Regions from separate parts of the Homo sapiens genome. Here all the other regions are linked to region 1. A link is a contact called in ENCODE Hi-C or POLR2A ChIA-PET data. All regions are on one chromosome and are shown on one strand. Each heading gives the region's core, a stretch centred on a gene start or an enhancer-like site at or near the end of the contact. The rest is flanking DNA. Distances are from core to core; before and after follow the strand shown. Region 1 holds the start of CEP350 (centrosomal protein 350). Region 2 holds the start of SWT1 (SWT1 RNA endoribonuclease homolog). Region 3 holds the start of CBSLR (CBS mRNA stabilizing lncRNA). Region 4 holds the start of METTL13 (methyltransferase 13, eEF1A N-terminus and K55).

The links. Hi-C counts contacts between places; a loop is a spot of excess contacts on that map. ChIA-PET counts read pairs that join two places held with the same protein, here RNA polymerase II (POLR2A). Pooled maps may share reads with other maps.
Region 2: a loop to region 1 is called in a map of B cell, with 9 times the contacts of the local background. The contact joins the promoter of SWT1 here to the promoter of CEP350 in region 1. A Hi-C loop is called at or near these places in 3 of 168 maps with a recorded cell type or tissue (B cell, CD4-positive, alpha-beta memory T cell and naive thymus-derived CD4-positive, alpha-beta T cell), 1 of 37 single-sample maps with no recorded cell type and 9 of 50 pooled maps. POLR2A ChIA-PET finds 5 or more read pairs at or near these places in 1 of 52 experiments (CD8-positive, alpha-beta memory T cell).
Region 3: a map of B cell shows a loop between it and region 1 (14-fold over the local background). The contact joins the promoter of CBSLR here to the promoter of CEP350 in region 1. A Hi-C loop is called at or near these places in 1 of 168 maps with a recorded cell type or tissue (B cell), 1 of 37 single-sample maps with no recorded cell type and 8 of 50 pooled maps.
Region 4: a loop to region 1 is called in a pooled map, with 18 times the contacts of the local background. The contact joins the promoter of METTL13 here to the promoter of CEP350 in region 1. A Hi-C loop is called at or near these places in 2 of 50 pooled maps.

What each region holds. Positions count from the first base shown.
Region 1 is chr1:179,952,813-179,956,148 of GRCh38, forward strand. CEP350 (centrosomal protein 350) reads left to right here and starts at 1,998. Exons shown (of 38, transcript NM_014810.5): 1 at 1,998-2,330. RefSeq lists an enhancer at 1,694-2,195 and a silencer at 1,983-2,432.
Region 2 is chr1:185,155,587-185,158,941 of GRCh38, forward strand. SWT1 (SWT1 RNA endoribonuclease homolog) reads left to right here and starts at 1,581. Exons shown (of 19, transcript NM_017673.7): 1 at 1,581-1,728. It overlaps TRMT1L (tRNA methyltransferase 1L), which reads right to left and starts at 1,367. Exons shown (of 15, transcript NM_030934.5): 1 at 892-1,367. The coding sequence starts at 1,126. RefSeq lists enhancers at 455-1,360, 1,204-1,313 and silencers at 864-1,113, 1,854-1,973.
Region 3 is chr1:185,315,723-185,319,064 of GRCh38, forward strand. It overlaps CBSLR (CBS mRNA stabilizing lncRNA), which reads left to right and starts at 1,730. Exons shown (of 4, transcript XR_007066771.1): 1 at 1,730-2,555. It overlaps IVNS1ABP (influenza virus NS1A binding protein), which reads right to left and starts at 1,521. Exons shown (of 15, transcript NM_006469.5): 1 at 1,231-1,521. RefSeq lists enhancers at 847-1,460, 2,110-2,209, 2,460-2,539 and silencers at 950-1,009, 1,470-1,779.
Region 4 is chr1:171,779,844-171,782,950 of GRCh38, forward strand. It overlaps METTL13 (methyltransferase 13, eEF1A N-terminus and K55), which reads left to right and starts at 1,817. Exons shown (of 8, transcript NM_015935.5): 1 at 1,817-2,277. The coding sequence starts at 2,125. RefSeq lists enhancers at 1,506-1,800, 1,630-2,163.

The DNA.
Region 1 (3,336 bases), core at 748-3,247:
TAACACTGCGGAGACGTCTGGGAAGGGCCACAAACCTTTCCACAGTAAACCTCCAATCTTGTTCCAGAGATTAATTACTCTCATGAAACTATATGCAACTAGTACAAAACTTGATAGATTCAGGGCCAATCTGTAGGGTAAACACAAGAGTAACGGGATATTAGAAAAGAAAGACATTGATGTGCTTGGGGAATTTAGGAGGCGAGGAGAAGACAGACCAACACAAGGTATAAGAAGTAGAAATTGTGCATAGGCTGATACCAGGGTAACCCTGCTCTGAGCACAGTGACAGAACTTTGGTGTCTTCTCTGTTGTCAAGGGGATAGCATGGGGCTGAAAAAGTATAAACAGGCTTTGGGGCAAAGCAGATCCCAAAGCTTACAGCTCCCTTTTATTGATGGTATAAAATTGGGCAAATTACTTAGCTTTTTCAGTACTTGTTTCTTTTTCTTTCTTTCTTTCTTTTTTTTTATTTTTTTGAGATGGAGTCTCACTCTGTTGCCCAGGCTGGAGTGCAGTGGTGCGATCCCGGCTCACTGCAACCTCCGCCTCGCAGGTTCAAGCGATACTCCTGCCTCCGCCTCCCGAGTAGCTGGGATTACAGGCACCCGCCACCACGCCCGGCTAATTTTTGTATTTTTAGTAGAGACGGGGTTTCACCATCTTGGCCAGGCTGGTCTTGTACTCCTGACCTCGTGATCCACCCGCCTCGGCCCCGCAAAGTGCTGAGATTACAGGCGTGAGCCACTGTGACCGGCCAGTACGTGTTTCTTCGTTTTAAAAAAGTGAGTATATTTAATAAGGTGGTTGTTTACATTCAGTAAAATAGCGCATGAAAAGCATCTAACACAGGGCTTTAAACAGCAAGACTGGGCAAAACCTAAATAACATTTTCCTTATGTTGTCTTTTTTGCTACCACTTGCACCATACGATTACCCACATTTCCTGTCCCCTCCAGTGCAGCTTCCTGGAGACACTTCACACGTATGCAGGACTTCTGTACATCCTACTCAGGCACAGCTGTAGGCCCTACAAAGAGGGACCATTTACTGCCTCCTGCTGTCATTGATATTCGACAAACATTTATTGAGCACCTACAATGTCCTAGTTACTGTGCTAGGCCATTTTGGGGTATAGAGAGATAAAACAGATCTTAAAGTCTTCACGACACTTAAAGATGAGAAACAGTCTCTGGGTAAATAACTATCGGAGTTCAGAAGGTGGACAGAAGTGGTGGGCGGCGAGTCTGTGTGCAGTGAGCACCTAGCGGAAGATGGCATTATTTGCAGAAGAGAGGTCCTTTAAGCCAAGTCTTGATAGATGATTTCACCACGCGGAGATTGGGAAACGAGGACAAAGATATGAGAAGATATGTTGGCCACAGAGAGCCTCTCAAAGCACTGTTAAAGCAAAGCCAATACTTAATGGGAGGAAACTCCGTTTTACTTGCGTGGAGTCTTAAGTCATTAGATGCATGCTAAACAGAACTGTAACCCTCGCGAATAAAACGGCCACAGTGACAGCAGTGGGTAACGGCAGAGCTGCAACTACTCTGACAGGGGTGACGACTTATTTGGACGACAGTTGGTGAAACATTGTAAACTCTCAGAAGCTGCCGTTTCCAGACTTTGAGTTCATTCTTGTCGAATCCCCAGCTTGTTTTCTCAGCCCGGGGTGAAATGCGCAGCCAAAAGGCCCAATGAGCGTCAAAGCGAAAGGGCAGGGGTGGTCTCTTCTGCGGATATACCTTGGCTCCTCCCAAGTCCTACGAGTTTAAACTTCGACGCACCAAACATGGCTTCTTCGCGGTTCTGCTCCTTGTTTTATTTCGCTCCCACCTTTCGGCCACACTCAACATGGCCCTAACCGAAGGTTGGCATGCCTGTGGCACTGTCTCGGGACAGTTCTCGCGAGGTTTGCCTGGGCCCGACTGCTCCCGCCCTGCCTCGCGCCGCCGCCACAGCCGCTGCCGCTGGCGCCGCTCCTCCTCCGTGTCAGTTGTTGGGCTGTAATGGCGACTGGGCCGCCCCTGACGAAGTGACTCCCGGGCCGGGGAGCGGGGCCAGACCTGCGCCAGAGAGAACTGCAGGGAGCCGCAGCTCGGGGGGTGGCTTGCCCTGAGGGAGGGGAGGCAGCCTTTCCGCCTTGTCTTCCTTCCCAGCGGACCGGCGGATCCCCGGAGCCGGTGCGAGGAGGGCACCCGGTGCGTCCCCGGAGCGGGGAGGCCAGGCCGGGCAGCCCTGGGGCCGGTCGGGGCGGCGTCACTGCACCCTCCGCCAGGCTCCGCGGGATGCACCGTGGTAGCCGAGGGCGGAGGCGACACTCTCAGGTGAGCTCCTGTAGGACCTGGCTGGGACCGCGGAGTCTCGCTCAGCCTCAACTGTCTCTGTCCGCGGTCCCGGGTCCCCGGTGGCGGCAAGAGAGGCGGGGCCGGGCGCGGAGAGTCTTGGCCCTGCTTGGCGTCCCCCTCGGGGAACCTCCCTGGGTTCTGAGGCTTTTCGGGGACCTAGGTTTCGGGTCCCACCAGTGCCTGCTGAAGACGGAATTTCCTTCCTTACGTGCCAGTGTCCTCCCGCCTCCTCCACCCCTCCTCTAGCCTGCAGAGGTAAGATACCTCTAGCCTTTGCTGCCCGGAGAAGTGTCCCTTCTTCATCTGGCGATCAGGCGTATTTGGGGAGATTCCGGGGACTGGCTCCAGTGGCAGGGATGATCAGTTTCTGTTCCTTTTCAGTGGGGATCACATTCTCAAGTATAGGGAAAACTTTGATCTACTCTAGTCTAGCGGCTGCTGAAGGTAGTTTATTCACAGATAATTTGGGGAAAGATTTAAAAGGCTTTATGTTTTGGAAGTTGTCAGTATTTTCCTCTGCCTTTTAAATGCAGCTCAACATGCTAAGTAATATTTAGCTAATGTCACAAGATATGAATTGGAATTTGCCTGGATTTTAAATATTCAGATAGAAAGTTGCACATAGGCATAGATTTTAATGTTTTAATGCAGTAGCAAATCCTTCATATGGGAAAAAACAGGTTGTCAGAAATAGTGATCAATATCCATGTACTCCACCTGATTGTTTTGTTTTGATGGTGATCCTTGTTTTGAATTTGGGGAAGTCGTTATTGTTGCCATGTTAACGATACCTCCTGCCCTGTATTTGAAGAGTTTTAAAAGAAAGACTATCTTTGGCAGAGCTAGTAACAATCTGAAAAGTTCTGTAGAAACAATGATAAAATACTAAAAGTTGCCCTCCATTCTGAAAATTTCTTCGTTTAATATATTGTTTTTAAACAAGGAAATGCACTGCTAATGACATGGAATTGTGACTTTGAGGGAT
Region 2 (3,355 bases), core at 331-2,830, 5.2 Mb after region 1:
ATGAATTAAAGATTATTTTAAGTTCCAATTCAGAAAGCACATAAAGGTCAACTTATGACCACAAACTAAATGTTAAAAGAACTTAAATTATGTCTTTCTTAGACCTTACATTTTAAAATGTTAGAAGATCCTTAAGAAAGTGTTACTCATCAGTCTTTTAAATTCCTATATGGTCCAATAAACCACCACTTAGAAAACATGCAGGCACATTCAGAAGCACAATAATATGGGCCATTAATTCTCAACAGTCTATTTCTGATGGAATGGAGTACAAAACTCAATTGGTATTTATGTATGGGGGAAAACATCCGTAAATTTAGTCGACTCTTTCCTAAACTACTACTCAGCCTCAAAATCTTTTCGGAGGCAAGCTGCTAGCGGGGGAAAAGAAAACTGAAATGAGAAAAACTCATCTCCTTGTGGCTGTCGAAGCAGAAAAGCTAGTTGACAGTAATGGTTTAGAAATGTTGGCAGCTAGGATCTACTACCGTAAACAGGTTGCCTCGGTTACTATGTCACATTTGAAAGAACTTAGTTAACCATGGCAGACTGGACTGCGGGAAACTACCAAATTATGTGTAACTTCCTATTTTTGTACCTTAAAAAGACTCCCTTTTAAGAAAAAGCCCTTAACCTCATTATTTCCTTCTATCTGCAGCATTCCTGCTCTCCGCATATCCCTCACCGTGACATCCTCGAGGCTTATGAAGATGCCGTCTCCCATTCTGTAACCCTGCTTTAGCCGCTACACGGGCCCCTCTTTCCTCCCCACCATTTTCCTAAACCTGCCTTGCCCCATAAAAACCATCCCGGTGAAGGGCCTCCCCTACTTCCCAGCAAGGCGCACTTTCTCTCTTCTGCAGCAGAAAGATCTGGGCCTTCTGCACTTACTGCTTTTAGCCTCCTCAGGGGCAGAGGCTAGGGACGGGGACAGGGCCGGAGCCTGGGCCAGGGCAGGGGCTGGGGCTGGAGCCGAGGCCGGAGTCGGAGCCGAGTCCAGAGCCGAATCCGGGGCCGGAGCTGGGACCCCAGCCGAGTCCCGGGCCGGGGTCGGGACCTGGACCTGGGCCACCTCCACCTCCTCCTTCTCCAGGGGCAGCAGCTCCTCCTCCGCCATATTCTCCATAGTTACCGCCTCCGTGCCAAGCCCGCCCGGGGACCCGGAGCGGGGCTCACGGCGGGGTCAGAGAACTGACGTGAATGCCCACAGGGCTGGATCCAAGGAGTGGGGAAGCAAGTGGGGAGGGCGGGATGCGTGCAACAGACAAAAGATGAAGAACCAGTGACCAAATCCTGTTAGTAGAAAACAGAAAGCCAGAGGCAGCGATTCCAGATGCCCGTCCGCTTCCCTTTCCCCGAGGCGTTACGACGCCACCACAAACTGCGCAGAAGCGTACTGGGGACGGCGTCCAATTGGGTAAGAGGGTTCGGTTTCTACGGTGCGTCTCCGGCCCACCGGCCAACCACCAAACCGAACAAAGACTACAGCACCCAGGATACACTGCGCAGTCTGGGGGCGGGGCCGGAGTTCAAGCCTCGGAGGAAGTAAATGCAAATCTAAGCGAGCGCTGTGGGGCGGTGAGTAGGTAGTGCGGATGCGGGCGCAGAACTACGTTTCCCAGCAGGCATACAGTTGGTGGGGCGGGGTGTGTGTGTGTGTTGGGAGGCGGGGGTCCCTCTCCTTTGGCTTGGGGCTCCGGAGTTGCCACTGCCGCCGGCGCTGGTAAGGTAGGAACTGCGGGGTGCGTTGACGTTTTGCTGGGCAGGTTCCCCCTCGTCCCCCGCCCCAAGTATACTGGCGGGCGGGCGGCCGGCCGGACTGGGGACTCAGGAGTCACACGGACCTGGGCGGGGCGACTCTGTGGGCGGGTCCGGGGACGAGCCAGCTCCGTGGAGGGTGTGGTTCTGGCCCGGCTTGCCTCCGGGGCTGCCCCTTGCCCGGTGTTGGGGTCTGGTCGGTTCGTGCGGAGCCCGCGGGCCCGCGGCGGTTTACTAGCAGCTGACGAGCTTGCCTGTCCATCCAGCTGACTTGGAATTAGGGTCTGTTCTTCATTTCGCACCCTCACCTACACCGTGACCCGAACACTCTTTTCCTTTGTTTTTATTTTTGCTTTAGTCTTCATGTTGCCAGTATCAGCAGTTCTGCGGTGTGGCCAGTGGATAGAAATTAGTTGTTTTGCTCTATTTTGCTTTGTTTTCAGGCTTTTAATAACCAGAGCTCTGAGTGGGTAGAGCTTCGGGGCATTTAATTTTGATGCGTTTCAGATCCCCAAAACATATGCTAGCGAGTCCCCTGTCCCCCGTACTTCTCTCCCCTTCACTCTTAGTGCCTACTTGACATTCGAGCCTTTCTTGTTTCTTTCTTCTGTCCCCCCGCGATAAATCCACTGGGACAGAAAGGAGAAAAACGTGAACTTTCTGGCTGCCCTGCTTGGGCTTGGTCCGAACCTTCTAGGCATCAGGGCAGGAGAGGGAAGCCCAATTTAGTCTCAAGAACAAGACGCGCGCTTCCAGTTAGCTTTTCTTAGTTAATTAAGTTGATAAACGCCAATCTTCTTGGTCTATTTGTTTCCTACTTGTTTCAGAACCCCGGGGAAGAGATAGCATGATTATTTGGCACTTTGAAGCACTAACTGGAAATTAACTCCTCCCCCTATAGTTAAGAAGTATATATCTGGAGGGGTGTGTGTGTGTGTTTAACCTCTCCCCAGTTTAATGGGAACAGATTATCCCTGTGGAGCTTCTGTGAGTTATAGTCCTAAATCCCTTTTACTGATCGTCCCGTACAGCTTTTATCTAGTATTCCTGAATGTGTAGTTGACTCATGGCTCAACAGTCAATTAAAAATGGGATAACACTGACTATAACTTACAGAAATGCTAACTATATCTGTGCATCATCCAATAATTCTTGTTCTCATTTCTTTTTTTTTTTTTTACTGTCGTTCATGATGATTTTTTATTTCTAAATGACTAGATGGTTAACTGAAAGCTAGATTCAGTATGTTAATGTCATTTAACACCAGCTGGAAACCAGATTAAAAGGGTCAGATTTTAGTGTCTGGATTCTGTGGGAATTTTTGTAAGAATTTCTAAGCATGGTCTGTGCTTGTAAGACATCCTGAAGAAGGAATCGTCAATGTTTGAAGAATTAAATAATGTTATTCATCTATTGCTACTGCATAAGTTATACCAAAACATAGTAGCTTAAAACAACAGTAAACATTTATTACTCCACAGTTTCTGTGGGTCAGGAACTCAGAAATGACTTTCTGGGTTGATCTGGCTTTGGGTCTCCTGAGGTTGCAGTGAAGATATGTGCCAGGGCTGCTGTCATGTCACTTGATTAGGGGTGC
Region 3 (3,342 bases), core at 480-2,979, 5.4 Mb after region 1:
CTAAATCAATCACTGGTGCTAGAATTATTAAAAGAAAGCATGGCCTGTGGCAGTCTAGTCCATGCTGTACTTATTCATCTGTTAAGAGTGGTACTAGGCTTCCAGAGTTGTCATCTATTAGTAGACAGAAGACCACGACACACTCAACGAACAGCTTGATGCCAAGGTGTTCTAACGCTCCATCACTGCACGCTCCATCACAAAAATGCGCCCTTTTGGACATCTGATTTCTCCTTGAAATGTCAGCTGTCTCAAACCAATAGATATGTCCACTACCTATTGGGGGAAAAAGTAAATGTAGTTCTCAAGTAGTGGTTCAAGTTACCCTAGGTTCAACCCTCAGCCTGATACCTTCCTATCATCAAGAGCTTATAATCAGAGACACTTAACCAAAAGCGTGGAGGGACGGAAAAAGAGCAAATCTTGCCACTGATTTCTTTCATAAAAAAGAAAGAGCGTCCCAGGCCTTCCTCCTCGCGCAGCCAGGCCGGCGCCCACTCCGCAGGCTGCGAGGCGAGGCCCCCAGCACCCGCACACCCCCGCCCCGGATTGGCCAGCCCCGCAGTCACTCAGTACCGACACGTCAGGGCAGCCGCTCCCTCCCTCCTCCCGCCCCCTTCTCCCCGCGCTTGGCAAGAAAAGCGGGCAACGTGGAGCGGGAACAAAGGACCCCGCGGCCCACGGCGATCGGGGACTCCGTGCCACCCTACTCCAGGCCCGGGGCTGGCTGCCCGCCCACACGAGCCGAGTCTCGAGAGCTCTTCCAGAAGAGAATCCCAAACCCCAGGCAAACCCGAGGCGAGGCGTCCGTTCCTGACAGCAAGAACGGGGAGTCCCGCGCCCTCCTTCCGGCGGGTCATCCCCGCCCGCGGCGCCCTAACCCAGGCCCCCCAAAACCCTTCGAACAAAAAACTCTTGTTCCTCCCAGCCTGCCTCACCCGCGCCAGTGTAGCAAAGGGGCTCCAGCCTCCGCGCTCTCCGAGGCGACCGGCGCCCGCTCTCGGCCGCCAACGCAACTTGGCAACCATGGCAGCGCTGGAGCGCGGGCCCAGCGCGGCGCGGGCTTCACGTCCCAGAGGGCGGCGGCGGCCGCTTGGGGCTGCCTCCCCTGATGAGGACACCGCTTCCGCGCCTCCCACCCTCTTCCCATCCGCCGGCGCCATCCCTTCTTCTCGGATTCTAGCCGCGCCGTCTCCCTCATCTGTCGTTCGTAGAACCAGCGCGTATTACCTGGTTCATCTCTGAAGAGATGGAAACATTCATTTCTAGAGCTTCGATGGGAAGCAGGAGGAAGCGGGCGGGAATCGGCCCAACGGAAAGCGCCAGAAGGCGGCGGAAGACGGGAGCGGTCAAGTAGAAGGACGAGGGGCCAGTCCGTGGAGACTGAAAGGAAGGGGGAGCGCCACCGAGAACTCGCGGGAACTCGCTCGCTCGCCGATACAGCCGCGCCGAAGCAGCAGGCGGAGAAACTGCGCCCAGCAGCTCTGAGCGACCGACCTCCACGCGCGACCGGGAGACACTGCCTCCGCCGCCGCCGACCGCTCGCGCCGCACCCCCTCGCACGTCACCACGTGCGCTGCCGCCGCCGACGCCTCCCAGCCCGCTTCCGTCTCGAATCCATCTGCAAATCACAGGCGAGCTCCATAAAGATCCCACTCTAAGCCCCGCCCCACCCGCGGCCCCGCCCACATCCCGCCCCGCCTTCCTCCCTGGTCTACTGGGGTTCCTTCCTTCTCGGTGTAACTAGGTCAGCGCAAGGTGATCCTGAGGAGATAGGCGGCGCTCGGGGGGCGCCCTCGTTCCTCTTATCGCGCCTTTGTCCCTCCCTCCGTTCCTTGCCCCGCACCCTCACTTTCGCCGCCCTGTGCGTTGCCTGTCCCGGAACTGGTTCCCTCAAGCCGCCCTCACCTGTTCTGACTTCCCCTCGAGGCACAATAGCCTGAGAGATCAGACGTGGGAGATTAGATTGCTCGGCGTCAGACCTACTTCTAGGCAACCCCCCCTAGACTGGAGCTGCTCGTCGTGGACATTAGGATCTAGTTGGGCATGAGCCCTTAACTTAAGGGTCGGGGGGGAAGTGGCGGGTGCGGAGAGGAGGCGTGGAGAGTGTGAGGAAGAAGAGAGGCACTCTGAGAAGAAGTCGAACAACTAACCCCTCATTTGGCCTGGTTTGGGTGAGAAGATTGAGTCACTTGGGGAAAAAAATATTGGAGAAGTCAGAGAAGGTGTAAATCAGTGGTGCCACAAACACCAGTTTACTTCCACTTTTCACCCCCCGGGTCTGTTTTGTCTGCGTGCAGCTCTCCTCGTGTCGGAGACGCTGAGTCAGTTCTCTACTGGTCTTGCCCTCTTCCGGAAAAAGAAAACACACCTGAGAAGTGGTAGTTCCTATCCTAACCTACTGGGGCCCTTTATACCAGGTGCCAAACTTCATTATCCACCCCACCACCTTGCCCGGGAGGGAGATCTGTGAAAGCGAAACGTGATTTAAGCTGGGATCTGGCAGCAACTTCGTGGACTCTGAAGGGCACGTGGGAAAGGAGTTTTGATTGAAGGTGAGGGATTTAGTGAGGTAAAATTATATCCAAATTAGAGTTTGGTAAAGGCTTCCAGGTTAATGTCCTGTTAACGCTTATCCTGATTTGTGGAGGACACTTAAGCTGTCTAGGCCTAACCTTGTGTTTGATCACTCACCTTAATTTGTAGACATTCTAGGAGCTCTTTGTCAATGCCTCTTACCATTTTTATCATTAACTATTTATGCTTATAGAAGCAGGAAAAATAAATTGTGGGAGCCTTCATCTGCAATAGGTTTACAACTTTTTTTCTAAAATCTTGAGGCAAGGAGACTTATTCCCCCGCCCCTTTTTTTCTCACAGATTTCTTGTATGTCTCCCTCGCCCCGCCCGCACCCCGTCCCCCCGCCCCCGGACAATTAATTGTAGGAGGAAACAAGAACTAAGATGTCTATTCGAGTGATTTTTTATATCTTTCTTAAGGAGAAAAAGACTGACATTTGACACTGTGCTCTTGTTTTGTCTTGCTGATAATAACTGACAGCAATGTTTACTTTTCTTACAAATGAAACTATCAGGGTACGTACTTTTAAGCTCTTTAATACAATGGGTTTCATCCTTCCAGTGGGAGAGTATGAATTGCCCACTCTGCGTAGACACATGACTGCTGGCCTGTTGGACACATGGTCACACTTGCTATACTCTAAATAGTGTCTTTGTGACCTGAAACAGTCAACACTTTTCTTAAAGCTACAGTGTGCCCACACTCATTGTATTTTTGCTTTGTATGGAATTTCAAATTTACTTATTACCTTCTCTATGAATA
Region 4 (3,107 bases), core at 567-3,066, 8.2 Mb before region 1:
TCCGCCCGCCTCGGCCTACCAAAGTGGTAGGATTACAGGCGTGAGCCACCGCGCCTGGCTGCTATGCTGTTTTGCTTCTTTGGTATCGTGTAGCACATTCAGTACAAGTGATGTCCTCCGCTCTCAATAAGTGCTTCCTAAAGAACTCACATTTCACCCATTCAGAACCTTGCATGGTGTAGTAGCTGAAGTTACTACTTCAAGGACTCCTTCTCTTTATCTTGGGTAGAGAGGAACAATGTGAACTCAGCAAAGGGATCATGAAAACAGATTTTCTCTTATGTTACTTGTAGAAAGCTTTTAGATTTATCATTGAAAATTGCGAATTTTGAACCATATCCATTTTGACTTAATTGTATTTTAAAACAGTGGTTCTCAAAAAAGTGTGGTTCCGGGACCAACATCATCAGCATCGTGGGAACTTGTTAGAAACACAAATCCTTGGGCCTCACCACTGAACTAATGACTTAGAACAGGGGTTGGACTGGGGAATTCTGTGTTTTAACAAGTCCTCCAGGTGATTCTGACGCATGCCAGTTTGAGAATCACTTTTTTAAACCAATGTTTAAGTCCAATCTAACCTACTTAACTATTAACAGTCTACCTGGCTATCTACCTGTGGTAGTGTAGTATGTAACAGCCCACAGCACACATGCTCAATTCCAAGCCTATCTGCTCTCCGCAATCAGTATATTCCTCCTGCAATTTATCATGGTATGAAAGGCCCAGTGATACACATATTTGGTCATTTTCAAATAGTGCCTGCCAGCATAGTGGCTCACACCAGTCATCCCAGCACTTTGGTAGGGTGAGGCGAGATGATCATTTGAGCTCAGGAGTTTGAGAACAGCCCGGACAACATGGCGAAACCCCATTTCTACAAAAAAAAAAAAAAAATTAGCCAGCGGTAGTGGCGTGCTACTTGGGAGGCTGAGGTGGGAGGATCCCCTGACCCCTGGAAAGTGGAGACTGCAGTGAGCCATGACTGCACCACTGCACTCCAGTCTGGGCGACAGAGACAGACCCTGTCTGAAAAAAAAGTGCCCTTCACAGAAGCTTCCTCAGGGTATTAGCATGAGCATGTGAAAGTACAGTATGTTTATCAAACACATAAAATAAGCAGTTATAAATAACGTCAGAATAACACAAGGAGGCCAATTATCAAAATGAAAGGCTAGTTTTGCATGCTGTGCTTTGCGGAGAGAAGGAAGAGGGAGTTTTCATGTTATTACACTTTTGATAGCAGAATCCTATATTTTGGTGCAGAGGTGGCAAAATAAGGCGGGGGGTGCTGGTGCGCAGAAGCTGACAAGGTTAGAATGTGCAGCGTTTTTACGACGGACTGGCTTTACTCATTTCCTGCCTCACTTCTCTCCTATCTGTATAGGTTTTTCTTTTCGTCCTCCTCTACCAGTACGCTCCCGCCTGCCGCGCTCCGCCCTTGTGCGGCGCACGATCGGAGTCAGTGATTAAGCCGGCTCCAAGACAAAGCGGAGGCCGAGCCCAGGAAGCAAGCGCGCTCTCCGCCCCGCCTGGAGGGAGGGCCCAACCACAGCACAGCCGCGCTCACTCCTCACCCGGACGTGACCTAGTTCTCACAGAGGCCCGGCCTCTTCCGCCACAACTCCGGCCCGCGGTCCCGCCCCGTTCCGTGAATGGTCGGCCGGCCTCAGGTCAAAAAAGCGTTTAGGTGTCTGCGACGGAGCCTCCGGAGAAAGGCAAGCACGTCGCAGCCAATGAGGTGATAGAAACGCAAAGCAGCGACCAATGACTAGCTGAGTTGGGCTGGGCCGGCCGACGAATCACGAGGCTTCGCACCCGGATATGGTTATGGGCTCGGAAATCTAGTTCGGGAAAAGTGTGAGGGGCTCTTCACGTGGGGAAGGAACAGCAGGCGCGGAGGAGGGGGCAAGCGTGTGTGAGATTCAGTGGTCCATGCGTGCGTTTGTCGTGTAAGGGTCATTCCTGGGGTTTGGAGTGGGGGAACAAATCAATGTGGCTGTTTTTCCGTGGAAAGAATTCCCACTGCAGTGTCCCGGAGCCTGCGTGTGGTGGGCAAGCTCCTCAAATGGTATCTCACAGGGAATAGGGGAGTCTTGAAAACGCAGCTTCGGCAGTAGGAACATGAACCTCTTACCTAAAAGTTCCAGGGAGTTTGGCTCCGTTGACTATTGGGAGAAGTTCTTCCAGCAGCGAGGAAAGAAAGCTTTCGAGTGGTATGGAACCTACCTGGAACTGTGCGGGGTGCTACATAAATATATCAAGCCCAGGGAAAAGGTGAGGAGCGCGGGTTGGTAGCCCTTCGTACGTGCTCCGGAAGGTGGGAACTGGTAACAGGAATCTTGCACTTGGTGGACAGTGACAGGCGGGAGGACCCTAGTTGGACGCATATTTCAGCATTTCCTGCATTGTTCCTGCTAAAAGACAAACTAGAATATTCTTTCAGGCCGGGCGCAGTGGCTCACACCTGTAATCCGAACACTTTGGGAGACCGAGGTGGGAGGATCGCTTGAGCCCTGGAGTTAAAGACCAGCCTGGGGAACATGAGACCTCGTCTCTACAAAAAATGAAAAAATTAGCCGGGCGTGGTGGCGCGCATCTGTATTTCCAGCTACTCGGGAGGCTTAGGCGGGAGGATCGCTTGAGCCCAGGAGGTCGAGGCTGCAGTGAGCCATGATCACGCCACTGCACTCCAGCCTGGGTGACAGAGTGAGACCCTGTCTAAAAAAAAAAACATTTCTTTAAAGGTTTTCAGATAATAGACCTCCCACCCCAGCTCATTCTTGGATTAATAACCCTACTTGAAGAGTGACTTCCCATCTTGAAAGTATGTTCTTCTGTCACTGTGCATTCCTGTGCAACCTGCAGCAGGTGTGACTTTGTGTATGAATTTGTTTTTCAAATAGTCGTTGAGTGCGCCCCAAGTTTCAGGCACTGCTCAGTCCTTAAACTATAAGAGCATTAAGACGTAAACCCTGCACATGTTCCAGAAGTGAAACGTGATAAGTACAACAATGGGTTTGGTATAGGTGAGATTGTACTGGAGGTAGGGAAGGAGGAAGGTAGAAAACTTAACATTTGTGGGGAAGCTTTATGTGCCAAGCCTT